Linked DNA regions of Homo sapiens: region 2 is linked to region 1. A link is an interaction called in ENCODE POLR2A ChIA-PET data of the cell type or tissue named here. Cell type or tissue: GM12878. All regions are shown on one strand. Each heading gives the region's core, and the rest is flanking DNA. Links, peaks and the distances in the headings are about the cores only.

Region 1 (8,062 bases), core at 1,948-6,947:
ATTTTATAAATATTATAGATGTTTATATGTAATATACACAGTGCTTTAGCAATGTCATTTTATTTTTAATTATTGTCTATTTAAGCCCTAGCTTAAGCTTCTCTTCTTGAGTGAAAACACAAATACCTTAGTGAAATTTGATTGATAATATTTTTTTTAATTTGACAATAGAAGCATCCTATTTTTTCTTAAATTTGTGTGGGAGATTTTATGGTATAGTAACGTATAACACTAACTATATGTAACTTCCTTTTTGGTAAAGCAAAACAGCCAGTAGAATTGTAGCCTCTGGCAAATGTTGTTAGTTTCTTAATAGGAAGGAGTAAGTTAAAGACAGATAATAAAAATTCCTTTACCAATTAATTTTGCTAGGTGTTTAAGATACAAGGAAGATATTTATTTTTTAGTAATTCCATTGTTTTAGAGCTTCAAACAAACTGTATTTTCCCTCAGAGTTTTGTTTTGGGTGGATTTGTCAGTAGGGTATGATTAGTTTCCTTTTTACGCATTTGTTCAACAAATGTTTAATGAGCACCTATAAACCACAAGGAACTGTACTAGGAATTGTGGATTTTGAAAATATATCAGAGGAGGACTTTAACCTCTAGGAAGGCATGTTCATAAAGTACAGTAAAACAGGTATGTAGACTCCCTCCCTAATGTGGAGAACAAGTCAACATGTCATAAGATAGATTCAGTTAAAGTGGTATGGGAGTTAGGAGCATCCATAATAGTTGTGATCTAATAGATTTACCTAAATTTGAGTTTGGATTTTAAGAGACAGAGGCTTAGAGCAGCAATAACAAAGTAAATATGGGCAAAGCCTGCCTGGCATAGTCTGCATTGACTGTTGTTTCTTAACATTGTGCATTTAGTGTGTATTCATATCCCCTGGGAACCTCGTTAAAGTGCAGATTCTGATTTAATAGGTCTGGCGTCAACCTGAGATTGGGTGTTTCTACCAAACACTAAGGTGATATTCATGATATAAGTTCATGGATCACACTTTAGATAGCAAGATGGTGGACCACATTTTGTAAAACTTCTGGTGGCAGAGACAAGTAAAAATTCAACTACTATTTTCTTTCCCATCTTCGTTTTTCTGTCTTCTTACACTTTTGTTTGCTTACATCTGTGTGCTGGTGGAGAGAGTTAAATCTTTTATTCATCATTTCACTGTTTATTATAATAGTTGGGAGCTTAGCAATTGTGAATCTAATTTTAAAGCATTAATTTATTTATGAATTGCTCTAATTTGTCCTCTTCCTGCTTGAAGAATGGTAAAACATCTATGTTCACTATGAATTAAATTCAGATTAGTTCAGGCAAAACAGCAGTTGAGAGAGTTTTAATAAATTTACTAAACCATTAAATCCATGGCACCTCACGATAGGAATTTACTAACATCTGGGTTTTCTTGAGAATTTAGATTCAAATCAAACTAGATGTTAATCTACTTATAAGGAAAAAGAAGGAAATTCCTCATTTCACAAGTTCTGTTATGTCTCAGAATGTTTTTTCCTAAATATACATTCCAGAAATACCCTCCTTTTACTCTTTTAACTTATATTTAGATGATACTCCCTCTTATATCTCTTCCCAGAGAAACAGTATTGAAAAGGATAATAATGAGGCAAGAAAATCATTGTGTGTTTTCATCTTTTCCAGTTAATTCATGAATTCAGAACTATGCATACATTCATAAAACCATGTGCATGCACACACACACGTACACAGACAGACACGCATACACAGGACGAGAAGGTGGGGGTAGGCAAGAGATTGATTTAATTGTCTCACAATTTTCTATACTTTTCTTGGTTGCCTATCATAGATAAAACCATTTTATCTTGATAGTCATCCTTTAGCCTATAGAGTGAAGGTGAAGAAATAATAGTGGTGAAACTAAAGATAGGAGATTTAAAATATGAAAAGAAAATGGATTAAGAAAATCAAAGACCAAAAACTTAAAAGAATCAAAGACCAAAAAAATGTGCCATACTGTACTACTTTGTATATCTAGTCTGATATAGGCAAACAACCTATTTTGAGATACAACCATATCTCTTTTTAGAAACAACTTTTAAAGAAAATTTTAAAATATTTTATGTCTGAAGTAGAAAATTTAGAAACTGTAAAAAAATGATAAAAAAGAAAAAAAAATAGGCTGGGCGCTGTAGCTCACTCCTGTGATCCCAGCACTTTGGGAGGCTGAGGCTGGAGGATTGCTTAAGCCCAGGAGTTTGAGACCAGCCTGGGCAACATAGTGAGACCTCATCTCTACAAAAAATAAACAGCAATAACAAAATTAGCCAGGCATGGTGGCATACGTCTATAGTCCCGGCTACTTGGGAGGCTGACATAGGACGATCATTTGAGCCTGGGAAATGAGCTATGATTGTGCCACTGCAGTTTAGCCTAGGTGAGTAAGTGAGACCTTGTCTAAAAAGAAAGAAAGAAAGAAAAGAAAAGAAAATGAATTTTCAAAAAACAAAAAGAAAAAAACATGCTTAATTTGTCCATCTTAATATTCTTCATTATATGTGTGTATATACATACATTTGGGATCATGCTCTGTATTCCTTAGTTAGCATTTTATTATGTCTTTTTGGAGTTGATGGAGGTAGTCATTAGTATGTCTGTGAGCCAGGTGGAATGCTCACACCTGTAATCTCAGCAACTCAGGAGTCTGAGACGAGAGGATCACTTGGGGCCAGGAGTTCAAGACCAGCCTGGGCAACATAGCAAGGTGCTGTCTCTACAAAAATTAGCTGAGCATGGTGATGTGTGCCTATAGTCCCAGCTACTTGGGAGGCTGAGGCAGGAGGATCAATTGAGCCCAGGAGTTCAAGGCTGTAGTGAGCTATGATCACGCCACTCTACTACAGCCAGGACAACAAAATGAGGCTGTCTCTTACACACACACACACACACACACACACACACACACACACACACACGGAGTGGTTGATTGGATAGGATGAGGGTAATGAATTTCTTGAATTGTTTTTTCTGAAACACGACTAAAAACACCATAACCTAGTTTTATGATTTGTAGGTAAAGTAGGATTTTTAAAATCACTTACTCTTCGATATAATTGTGATGGAAAGTGCTGAGGAATGAAATTGGCTTTGATTGGATTAAATATCTACCTTCTAACCAAAACATAGTCTAGTAGTTTTAATTCAGTTATTTATTCCACATGTCATAATGCCCCAAATAACCAGGCTACTGCTATTGGCATTAAAGGTTGCCAGCACCATCTGGAATAATTCACAAATGCAAGGTGAAAGGAATTTCTGCACCATTTAAATTTTTTTCTCTCTCTTAAAACAGAGCAAAATTTTTGCATCTAGTAAATGAATGTTAGGAGGAACTTAATTTTGAGAAAAAGCAATTTGATTCATAAAAACAGAATTTTTCTCCATTTGTTTGTCTTCTCTAATGCCAGGAGCCAGTCTGCTTTTTCCATTAGTTAATATAATTGATATCAGATTGTTAAAATGAGAAATAAAAAATTATAGAGTAAGGAGAATAAATATAAACATTATTTTTCTTTTTATTTCCTCTAGTGATAACTGATTTTATTATATTGTCTGTGGCTGAATTCTTCTGTAGATATTGAAGATGGCCAAAAATGGAGATCTAAAATGTAACTTCTTAGTGTGCATTTTCAATGGAGAATGAATTATCTCATCATCTGTGTCATTAATTCATGATTTTATCTTGAATAATTTTTCCCAGCTTTATTGAGCTATAAATTGATAAAATAGCATGCATTTAAGTACGGTGTACCACATGATCTGATACATGTATACATTGTGAAGGATTAGCACAATCAAGCTAATTAACACCTTTATCACCTCACATAGTTACCACTTGTTGTGTGTGTTGTTAGAACCCTTAAGATCTGCTCTTAGCAAATTTCAAGTGCGCCGAACAGTATTATTAATTATAGTCTACCATGCTGTACACTGGATCTTCAGAACTTACTCATCTTCTGTAACTGAAAGTTTATGCCCTTTGACAAACATCTTCCACGATCTCCCCCTTTCCCAACCCTCTAGAAACCACCGTTCTACTTTCTCTGAGTTCTGTGAATTTGATGTTTTTAGGTTCATTCATATCACAAGTGGCAGTATTTCCCTTTTGTTCTTGTTTCGAAACAGTCTCACTCTGTCACCCAGGCTGGAGTGCAGTGGCGTAGTCTCGGCTCACTGCAGCCTCCACCTCCTGAGCTCAAGCAATTTTTCTGCCTCAGCCTCTTGAGTAGCTGGGATTACAGGTGTGTACCACCAGGCCTGGCTAATTTTTCTGTTTTTAGTAGAGATGGGGTTGCGCCATGTTGGCCAGGCTGGCCTCAAACTTCTGGCCTCAAGTGATCCACCTGCCTCGGCCTCCCAAAGTGTTGGGATTACAGGCGTGAGCCACTGTGCCTGGCCTCCTTTTTGTTTTATGGCTGATAAATATTCCATTTGATTATATATGCCACATTTTCTTTATCCATTCATCTGATGCACACTTATGTTGTTTCACATTTTGGCTATCGTGACTAATACTGCAGTGATATGGGAGTGCAGATCCTGATTTCAGTTGTTTTTGATGTGTAGCAGAAGTGACATTGCTGAGTCATATGGTAGTTCTGTTTCTAATGTTTAGAGGAACCTTCTTACCGTTTTCCATAATGGCTGTGCCAGTTTACACTCCCACCAACAGTGTACCAGGATTCTCTTTTCTCCACATCCTTGCCAATACTTGTTATCTTTTGTCTTTTTCATAGTATCCATTCTAACTGGTATGAGGTGATATCTCATTGTGGTTTTGATTTGCATCTTCCTGTGATGTTGAGCGTATTTTCACATTTAGCTATCCTTTGGCCTGTTGAGCATTTTTCCATATACCTGGTGACCATTTGGCCATTTAAAGTCTTCTTTCGAGAAATGTCTATTCAGATCCTTTGCCCATTTTAAAATCAGGTTGTTTTCTTGCTATTGAGTTATCTAGACATTTTGAATATTAACTCCTTATCAGATAGGTTTGCAAGCATTTTTTCCCATTCTTTAAGTTGTCTCTTTACTCTGTTGATTGCTTGCATTGCTGTGCAGAAGCCTTTTAGTTTGACGCAGTCCCATTTGTCTATTCTTGCTTTTGTTGCCTGTGCTTTTGGGGTCATGTCCAAAAAATCATTGTGCAGACCCACATCAGGAAGTTTTCTTTCCCCAGTGTTTTCTTCTACTAGTTTTAAAGTTTTAGGTCTTATGTTTAAGTCTAATCCATTTTGAGTCAATTTCTGTGTATGGTCAGGGATAAGGGTCCAATTTCATTCTCCTGCATGTAGATATCCAGTTTCCCCAACACCATTTATTGAAGAGATTATACTTTCCCCAATGTGTGTTCTTGGCATCTTTATCAAAGACCAATTAACTGTAAATGCATGCATTTATTTCTGGGTTTTCTATTCTGTTCCATTGGTATAGATGTCTGTTTTCATGCTGGTACCATAGTGTTTAGATTTGTAACATAGTTTGAAATCCGAAAGTGTGATGACTCCAGCTTTGTTCTTCTTACTCACAATTGGCTATTCACGGTCTTTTATGGTTCCATACGAAGTTTAGGATTCTTTTTTCTGTTTTTGTGAAACAATGCCATTGGTATTTTGATAGAGGCTGCATTGAATCCATAGATTGCTTTGAGTAGTATGGACATTTTAACAACATTAATTGTTTCAATTCATGAACAGATTATCTTTCCATTTGTATGTATCTTTTTCAATTCCTTTGTCTTCTAGTTTTTAGTGTACAAATCTTTCAGCCAGTTGTATACAAAAATATACAACTAATTTTTGTATATTTTATATTCTGCAACTTTACTGAACTTACTATAATAGTTTTTAACAATTTTTTTATGCAGGCTTTAGGGTTTTCTATGTATGAGGTCATGTCATTTGCAAATAGAGACAGTTTATCTTGTATTTTCCAGTTTGTGTGCCATTTAGTTCTTTTTCTTGCCTAATTGACTAGGACTTCGAATATTCTGTTGAAGAGGTGGTGAGAGTGGACTCCCTTTTCTTGTTCCTGATGTTAGGGGAAAAGCTTTCAACTTTTCACCGTTAGATTTATCGGCTGTGGGCTAATCATATATGGCCTTTATTGTTGTGTTGAGGTACATTCCTTCTTTACCTAATTTATTGAGAGTCTTTATCATGAAAGGATATTTAATTTTGTCAAATACTTTTTCAGATGATTGTGTGATTTTTATCGTTCATTCTGTTAGTGTGGTGTATGACGTTTATTAATTTGTGTATTTTGAACTATCCTTGCAAATAACCACTTGATTATAGTGAATGGTCCTTTTAATGTGCTGTTGAATTCAGTTTCCTAGTATTTTGTTGAAAGTTTTGCGTCTAGTTTCATCAGTACTATTGACCTGTAATTTTCTTTTCTTATAGTATCCTTATCTGGCCTTGGTATAAGGGCAATACTGGCCTTTTAAAATGAGTTTGGAAGTGTTCCTGCCTCTTTAATTCTTTGGATGAATTTGAGAAGAATTGGTACTAGCTTGTGCTTAAGTGTTTGGTGGAAATCAGCTATGAAGCCATCTGGTCCTCAGCTTTTCTTTGTTGGGAGGTTTTTGACTACTGCTTTAGTCTTCTTTCTTGTTATTGGTCTGTTCAGCTATTAATATGTCTTCACTTGTCCAGGTACAGTGTGTAATCCCAGCATTTTGGGAGGCCAAGGTGGGAGGATCACTTGAGACCAGGAGTTGGAGACCAAACTGGGTAACATAGCAAGACTGGTCTCTACAAAAAAATAAAAAATTAACTAGTTGCAGCGGTGCATGCCTGTGGTTGCAGCAACTTGAGAGGCTGAGGCAGGAGGATCCTTTGACCCCAGAATTTTGATGAACTATGATGGTGTCACTGTGCCCCAGCCTGGACAACAAAGCAAGAATGAATCTCTTTTAAAAAAAAAGTCTTCAATTTTGTTGTTGTTGTTGTTTTAATGATTCAGTCTTTAGGGTATATGTTTCTAGAAATTTATTCATTTCTTCTAGGTTATCCAAGTTGTTGGTGTATTAATTTTCATAATATTCTCCTTGTACTCCTGTGGATCAGTTGTAATGTCTTCTCTTTCATGTCTGATTTTCTTTATTTGAATTCTCTTTCTCAGTTATTCTAGCTCAAAGCTTGTCAATTTTGATTATCTTTTGACAAACAACTATTATGTTGATTTTTTAGAATTTTCTTTCTGGTCTCCCATTTATTTCTTTATTATTTCCTTACTTTAGCTAACTTTGGGCTTAGGTTGTTCTTTTTTCTATTTTTTTGAGGTGTAAGGTTAAGTTGTTTGAGATCTTTATTTTCTTAAAGTTTATTGCCATAAACTTGTCTCTTTGAACTGCTTTGCTGTATTCTGTAGGTTTTAGAATGCTGTGTTTTCATTTTATTTGCCTGAAGATACTTTTTGACTCTTTTTTTTTTTTTTTTTTTTGAGTTGGAGTCTCACTGTGTCACCCAGGCTAGAGTGCAATGGCACAATCTTGGCTCACTGCAACCACCGCCTCCCGGGTTCAAGCGATTCTCCTGCCTCAGCCTCCTGAGTAGCTGGGATTACAGGCATGTGCCACCACGCCTGGCTAATTCTTAATACAGATGGGGTTTCACCATGTTGGCCAGGCTAGTCTCAAACCCCTGACCTCAAGTGATCCGCCCACCTCAGTCTCCCAAAGTGCTGGGATTAAAGGCGTGAGCCACCGCGCTTGGCCTGACTTTTTGACTCTCCTTTTGATTTCTTCTTTGACCCATTGGTTTTGTCAGGAGTATATTGTTTACTTTCCATGTATTTGTGAATTTTTAAATTTCCCTCCTATTATTGATTTCTAATTTTATACCATTGTAGTTGAAAAACATGCTTGATATGATTTTAACATAGTTGGATTTAACACTTAATTTTGTGGCCTAACATATGTTATATTCTGGGGAATGCTCTATGTGTACTTGAGAAGGATATGTTTTCTGCTGCTGTTGGATGGATGTTTCATATAGTCTGTTATTTGCTCTAT
Region 2 (8,062 bases), core at 2,099-7,098, 62 kb after region 1:
TCTTTTTATGGCTGAATAGTATTCGTGTGTGTGTGTGTGTGTGTGTGTGTGTGTGTGTGTGTGTGTGTATACATACCACATTTTATCCATTCATCCACTGATGGACACTTAGGTTGATTCCGTATTTTGGCTATTGTGAACAGTGCCACAGTAAACATGGGAGTGCAAATATCTATTTGATATACTGATTTCCTTTCTTTTGGATATATACCTAGTAGTGGGATTGCTGGATCATGAGAGAGTTCTATTTTTAGTTGTTTAAGGAAACACCATACTATTTTCCATAGTTGCTGTACTAATTTACATTCTCACTAACAGTGTATGAGTGCTCTCCCTTCTCTGCATCCTTGCCAGCATTTGTTATTTTCTGCTTTCTTGGTAATAGCCATTTTAACTGGGATGAGATAGTATCTCATTGTGGGGTTTTTTTAGGAGTGGTTTGAGGGAGAGACAGTGTCTTGTTCTGTTACCCAGGCTGGAGCGCAGTGGTGTGATCATAGCTCACTGCAGCTGCAAACTCCTGGGCTCAAGCAACCCTCCAGAATGGCCGAGACTACAGGTGTGCACTATCGTGCCTGGCTAATTTTTTGTAGAGATGAAGTCTCACTCTGTGGCCTAGGCTGGCCTCAAACCCCTTCCTCCTGCCTTGGCCTCCTGGAATTACAGGCATGAGCCACCACTCCCAGCTTCACTGTGGTTTTGGTTTGCGTTTCTTTGATGATTAGTGATGTCAAACATTTTTCATATAACTTTTGGCTTTATTTTTATGTCTTCTTTTGAGAAATGTCTATAGAGATCTTTTGCTCATATTTTAATCGAATTTTTTTTTGTTTGCTTTGGAAGTAAGAGTTTTGAATGAAGGGTAAAATGTGTCCTTAAACATGACAGACTTGATGCTGGGGAAGTAACTTTCACAGAAACAATTGAAGATAGTCAATAAAATTGCATTTATATCTTGGCAAAAAGGTAAGAAATTCTCAGGTCAGGGGATGAACAGGTAGGGAATTCAAAAATAAGTACTTGATAATTATTGAACATTGGGTTTTATATCTTCATAGGATAAAAGAAAAGATCAAGGCAGCCCAAGATAGTCAAGTGGGAAACCAAATCCCTGTCACTCTTTTATAAAACAAATCCACAAAGCCCAAAATTCATTCTTTGAAAACACCAAGAAAGTCAGCTGGTCTTTGGTGAGACTAAAAGAAAAAAGAAAAATGGCACAATGAACAATATTTATTTTAGAATGATAGAGGGTTCACAACTACTAGTCTTGTAGGTGCTAGAAAGATATAAAGATATCTTTGCCAGCACATTTGAAAATTTAGACTAAATGACCAAATGCCAGGAAAAATTGAACTTAGCAAAGCCAGCTAAATATGAAAAAGAAAACCTGAGAAAAATGAGGCAGTAATAAAAATTTTTCCTACAAATTTCAAGCCCAGAGATTTATATTGGTAACTTTTGGCAAATATACAAGGAGCAAATAATTTCAATCTTACAGACACAATTTGGAAATATAAAAGAGAGGGAACAATCACTCAACAACATATTTAATAAGGTTCACATAACTTTATATCAAAACTTTACAAGTTAATACAGGAAAAGAAAAGCTTAGGCCTGTCTCAATCCTGAACATGTAGAAAAATTCCTAAACATAATCAGACCAATCCAAAATTAGTGTACACAAAAAAGAAAAATGTGCATGAGCAAGTTTTATTCCAAGAGTTCAAGGTTGGCTTAACAGTAGAAAACTACTGTAATCCTGGCTAGGCGTGGTTAATTTTTTGTAGAGATGGAGTCCCAGCACTTTGGGAGGCCAAGGCAGGTGGATCACTTGAAGTCAGGAGTTCAAGACCAGCCTGGCCAACGTGGCAAAACCCCGTCTCTACTAAAAACACAAAAATTAACCAGACGTGGTGGTGCATACCTGTAATCTCAGCTACTTGGGAAGCTGAGGCAGGAGAATTGCTTGAACTGGGGAGATGGAGGTTGCAGTGAGCTGAGATCACTCCACTGCACTCCAGCCTGGGCAACAGGGCAAGACTCCATCTCAAAAAAAAAAAAAAAAAAGAAAACTAATTACTATAATCCATCACAGTAAAAGATGATAGAAGAAAAGTTAAGTGTTCATCTCAAGAAATGCAGAAAATTTAACATTCATTTATAATTTTCAAAAATTCTTAACTACCTAGCAATACAAGGGAATTTCCTTAACTTAATAAAGGGTATCTATTAAAAATTACACTACTTGTAGATAAAACTTATAAAGGATTCTTTTTAAAGATAGGAATAAAATAGAATGCATGCTATCACCATGTCTGTACAGCGTTGTAGTAGTCATTCTAGATTATGCAGCATGGCAAGTGAAAGAAGTGAATATTATAAGAATTACAAGAAAAGAAAGAAAACTACCATATTTGTCTATATAGTAAACTTCAAAATCTGTCAGTAAGAGCATTTAAGAAGACTGCTAGATACAGATTCAATTTCCGTAATCTGCACTGAACAGAAAATTTACATTTTTTGTAAAAACGATACTGTTTACTAGAAAATTAAGCATATAAAGTACCTAGGAATAAATATTATTAGGATGTTTAACATTTTAATGAGAAAAATTATTAAACTTTATGAAAGATATTAAAGTTCTAAAAATATATCTAGTTCATTACGTGTTCTAGAACAGTACCTGGCATATGATAAAATCTAAATATTTTTGCAGAAGTTCAAGAATAGCTAAGATGCTCTTGAAGAGAACAAGCTGAGACTTATTAGATATCAAGCCTTATAAAGTGATAATAATTAAGATAATGAATGTAGTATTGGTACAGGACTAGGCAAAAGAGTGGATCATAATAGAAAGTGCAGAAATATCCATGCTTGTGAGTATACTTGATATATATCAAAGGTTAAGATAGAATAGATTTTTAAATAAATGGTACTGCACATTGGCTATCCATATGGGGAAAAATGAAATCAGACCCCTGCCTCATACCATATACAAAAATGAATTCCAGATGGATTAAGGACTAAACATGAAAAGCAATACTTTAAAACTCTTACAAAGTTTATCAATCAGATATTGTATAACGAACAACCACAAAATATCAGTAGCATATTGTGATGGTTAACTTTATATGTTGACTTGACTGGCTACGGGGTGCCCGGATACTTGCTCCGACAGTATTCTGGGTGTTTCTGTGAGGGTATTTGGGGATGAGACTAACATTTAAGTCAGCAAAATTGAGTATAGTGGATTGCCCTCCCTGATGTGGGTGGGCCTTATCCAGTCAGTTAAAGGCCTGAGTAGAACAAAACTCTGATCTTTCCCAAGTGAGAGAGAATTCCCTCTGCCTGACTGCCTTCGAACTGGGACATTAGCTTTTCCTTGCATTCATTCAGACTCAGACTGAAACCCTGGCTCTTCCTGGGTCTGGAGCCTGCTCGCCTTCAGACTGGAGCTATACCATTGGCTCTCCTGGCTTTTCAAGCCTTTGGATTTGGGTTGGAACTATGCCACTGGCTTTCCTGGGTCTCCAGCTTGCCAGTTCACCCTATAGATCTTGTGATTCATGAGCCAGTTTCTTATAATAAGTCTTTATTTACACATATACACTCTGTTTCTCTGGAGAATTCTGACTAAGGTACAGACAATACCAAGCATTTATTTCTCGTTCACATACATGGAGGGTGAGCATGGTTGGCTCTGAGTTTTTTTGCAGAAATTGACAAGCTGATTCTCAAATTCACATGGAAATAAAAAGGAGCCAGAATAGCCAAAAACATCTTGAAAAAGACAACAGCTCAGATTTTCATAGAGATTATGTTGAACCTGTAGATCAGTATAGATTATGGTTCTTATCCATTACTGATTTTATGTTATAAAAACATAGCTTGGTGTATTATTTGTACCCAGTTTTAGATAAAATTTTACATGAATTAAACTGATAAAATGGAATCAATGGTATATGTTCATGTAAAGCTTGCAGATATGCAAATACATATCCCAGTATATTACATAGCAATATATTCTCTTTTTTGTTTGTTTGTTTGTTTAGTAGAGACAGGGTTTTGCCATGTTGGCCAGGCTAGTCTCGAACTCCTGACCTCAGGTGATCCACCGGCCTTGGCCTCCCAAAGTGCTGAGATTACAGGCACGAGCCACAGCGCCCGGCCGTAACAATATATTCTTATGGCAACTGGGACTGTGAGGATGCTGTTAGCTGAAGACATTTAACTTGCTCACTTCTGGAAGGATAAAAAAATTCAGGTGCCAAAAAAACTAAATGCATTTGCTTACTATCATTGTTTAACAGCTGTTACCAATCAACGTGGAAACTTTGTTTAGGTAGGAAGCACTAATTTCCAAGGGTCAGTGAAACAACTTTGATTTGTCATGCTGATTTTTGACTCTAGGTTTCTCTGTTTTAGTATCACACAAATGGGGTTTATGTAGGAGTCAATGAATGGCAAATGCCCCACCTCTACCTGCCCTACCTTCTACTTCTGAAAAGACTGGTTATTACCAAGATTATTTCTTGGCAATTAACAACCTAACATAAAGTCTTGTAATTGATGCAGTTGGCTGTTTGATTACATTTGCTTCTGAATTAAAATGAACAAGTTTATTTAAATAATTCTGATTTGGTAGCCACCTGGAATAAGTGGAAATTACTGATAAAGTACTTACCTTGCTCTCTTAGTTTCTTTTCCTTATGTTTTAGCATTTTGTCTGTCTTCTCTGGTGGCTTTTTGTTTGTTGTTTTTCAGGTCTGTTGCTGTCAAGGCTTTTTTTTTTTCCCCATGTCATTTTTAAAGCATTCTGTCTCCTTTCTATCTGGTATGTACACACACACACACACACACACACACACACACACACACACACACACATAACTATATAGGTATATAGGGATATATTTCCTTCCTGCCTATATAATATATAGTATATATATAATATATATATATACACTGCCTATGTAGTATATAGGTATATATATGCCTGTATAGTTATATAGGTATATAGGGTTATATTTCCTTCCTGCCTTCCTTAAAAAAGAAACCCTACCTACCTGGATTTAGAGCAAGAAATTGTCTGATTGAATTCTAGCAGTTTCTTTAAAAAGAAATTCTTCTTAATGATGTAAATAGGAAAATTTTAGTTTAGAGGACTAAAAATTATTCGTCTATGTATACAGGAAATCTGTTATTTGCCAAGTTTATGTCTTTTATTTCCTAAAATCGTTCTGTATATTTTTTTATATTTGTATTGTATTATTTCCATGGAAATTTCTGGGTCATTTCCAAAGAACTTCCTTAAAAGGTATTGTCTGTGGCAGCGTGCGACTTCTTAAACTGATAACTTGTATGCCCTTGCATGTATTAAGTTCTTTCTGACCTAAGCTGAAAAGAATTATACTGTAGGGATGTTATTATCTGCTATATTGATTCTTGATATATACACACACATAACTGATCCAGAAAGAGTACAGAATTTTCAATGTGTTCCTGCGTCTCTTCAATTTTCTGGACCCAGGAGTTGCGTGTTACCCAGGTCCTCTGACTCTGATTGATCAAGACACTCTGTTGTTCTCTTTCCCATATTTATGATAGGTGGAGGAGTTACTGATGGCCATGGAGAAGGTAAAGCAGGAACTAGAATCCATGAAAGCAAAGCTGTCCTCCACCCAGCAGTCTCTGGCAGAAAAGGAAACTCACTTGACTAATCTTCGGGCAGAGAGAAGGAAACACTTAGAGGAAGTTCTGGAGATGAAGTAAGTGTTTGTAGTCTTATTCTTCAAGCATATGCTTAGTGGAAATACTTTTTCTCCCTGCATTCATCTTCTGGCTCTGTGTTTTACCCCAATACACTTACTTAATTTTAGTGCTAACTTGTATTTCTCACTCTCTAGAATAAATTTGGTCAAAGGTGGAACAAATCCTGATCAAATAGAAATATTTTTGGTTCCTCTTTAATGATTTTTAAATCCTCTGGCTTATACATATCTGTGTGTAATTACCTCTCTGAAATTCCTAAAATCTTCTGGAAAGTTCAGGCAAAATGGCGAGCTTACTGGGGAAGAGGGCTGTTGGTTCTGAGGTTGTATGAAGACTAGGCAATTTTTAAACACATTTTTTATTGTAAACATTTCCAAAGGTACACACAGGTAGAGAGAATGAACCCCCATATACCTGTCTCCAAGATTCAGTAGTTACCATTTTGCCACACTGGAAGCCAATTTTTAGAAAATTGTCACTTTTAGCAGAGCTTTGCTATACACATTTTCCTGCTTCCCCCACATTTTGTAGGTTGCTGAGACCATAATCTGTTGTGAAGCATGTATACATCTGCTAATACATAGTAGATGTTTCTTTTACTTCTCAGTGACCTTCTGTTTAAAACAAACATGTGTCTTTTGAAAATCCAGTTGTACCCTCTCATTTACCATTCCTAATCCTTCCCCTTACCTAAAGACCCTACTGCTATTTTACTGAAACCAGGTCTATCCTGGGATCCCTCAGTTACCCTCAGTTACCCTCGTTCTGTGAGCAGTTATCTTTATTTTTGTTGTCTTCTTTTCTGTCTCAGAGAATAGGTTTTTTTCTCCTTCATAAGGCCAGATTCTTCTTTCTGTCACAGATTTCAAGTCCCCGCCTCAGCAGCCTTTCACTGTCAGTTCTTTCTCACGTGACCCTTGCTCACTTCTTCTCTGCATAAATGCACAGTCTGTCTTTGGCCTAAAATAAAATTTTTTCACTCCAACTAGTGCTTTAAACTGACATCAGTTTACTTTTCTGCTACTTTGAACTATCAGTAAACTTTGAATACCTGAATAATAGAGCTGTACAGAATCTTGCCATAATACCTTAGCATGAATTCTCATGGGACATGATGATTGTGATATTGTGACTGCAACCCAAGAATGTTGAGGTGTCCTCTGTGCTTTCACGTTCTTGGGCTATAGTGCAAGGCTACGAGATTCTGTCCTTTTAGAAAAGCATTATGAGTGATATGTCTTGGAAGTAATGTGTAAGTGAAGCCGGAAGTGGATTGGCATAGGGGGAGAATTAAGAGAGGTTAGAGTTCCGAGTAGCATCATCAGAAAAAAGCTTGCAGGTTTAAGTAGAGAAAGGAAAGTCCTCCCTGTGACTGTTGGCAATGACACTAGATTCTTCACTCTGTAGTCACTGCAGGACCCACCATATTTTAAAGGTTTAAATTATTCAATTATTGATCATTGAACAAGTGAAAAGATTTAGTCTACCTAGAGAACTTGAGAGGCAGAAATATGAGGGGAATGAAGTGTGCAGGGAGACTGAAACATGCGTATGTGTGACTCTGGAGCTAGAATAAGACAGAGTCTTCCCTCAGGAAAAGGTAGTTGGCCCATTTGCATAGAAAATTCTTCAGCAAAGCACTAGAATAGCTTTGTTTTCTGGAATAATCCTGACTTCATCAAGCCAAGAGAAATGATTTAATAGCTATTTTCCATTCCTAGCATATATTAATGTAATTTTTGAGCGTCTGTTACAGATAAATGGTGACCGTAAGTTTGGGGAGACGTAAAACGGTTCACTTGGTAGCCTGCCAGTGGTGCATTGGAAACATTTGCGTTGGTTATAGCCAGCCCTGGAGAGGAGGAACGTTTTAATTGGCAGATCCCACAATGGGTCTTCTCTTCCTTATGCTGTGGTTTTGTTAACCATTACTTTTTTATTCCACTTTTATGTTAGCGTTTTTCCCTTAAGAAAGAAAGGATAAAAGGGAGCAGGGGAAAAATAATAAAATAACAACTGTAATAACTGTAATAAATTTTAAGTATCAGTTGAGGTCATGAGGTTCACTGTTAAGAATTCTAGATGAACTAGTTCATTCGACACTGCCCTGCATTCAAACTCCTCCTGCAGGCCCACCCTACATTAGCATTCAGAATAAATTTTACAAGTCCATTTTTTATTTTTAATAAAATTTTTATTAAGCTGTGAATTTGACTGCCCTGACAACTGGTTTGTTCAGGGAAGGGGTGGCAGAGCTCTTTGGTTTCATTGAGAGTTTAGAGCTATT

Evidence for each region. ChIA-PET counts read pairs that join two places held together with the same protein. Peaks named below come from ENCODE experiments on the same cell type or tissue, not always from the same donor. Only the 100,000 strongest peaks of a DNase experiment are listed, where the experiment ranks them.
Region 2: POLR2A ChIA-PET joins it to region 1 with 5 read pairs; 3 of 35 experiments call an interaction of 5 or more read pairs at or near these places.

The regions. Positions count from the first base shown.
Region 1 is chr12:1,222,534-1,230,595 of GRCh38, forward strand. The region is part of intron 12 of ERC1 (ELKS/RAB6-interacting/CAST family member 1); the gene reads left to right. Among named protein-coding and RNA genes, the nearest start is that of ERC1, 240 kb to the left of the region's middle. In GM12878, for the core only: no CTCF peak of the experiment used is centred there; a DNase peak (open chromatin) is centred at 4,095.
Region 2 is chr12:1,284,242-1,292,303 of GRCh38, forward strand. ERC1 (ELKS/RAB6-interacting/CAST family member 1) reads left to right here. Exons shown (of 19, transcript NM_178040.4): 15 at 5,611-5,771. Among named protein-coding and RNA genes, the nearest start is that of LINC00942, 210 kb to the right of the region's middle. In GM12878, for the core only: no CTCF peak of the experiment used is centred there; no DNase peak of the experiment used is centred there.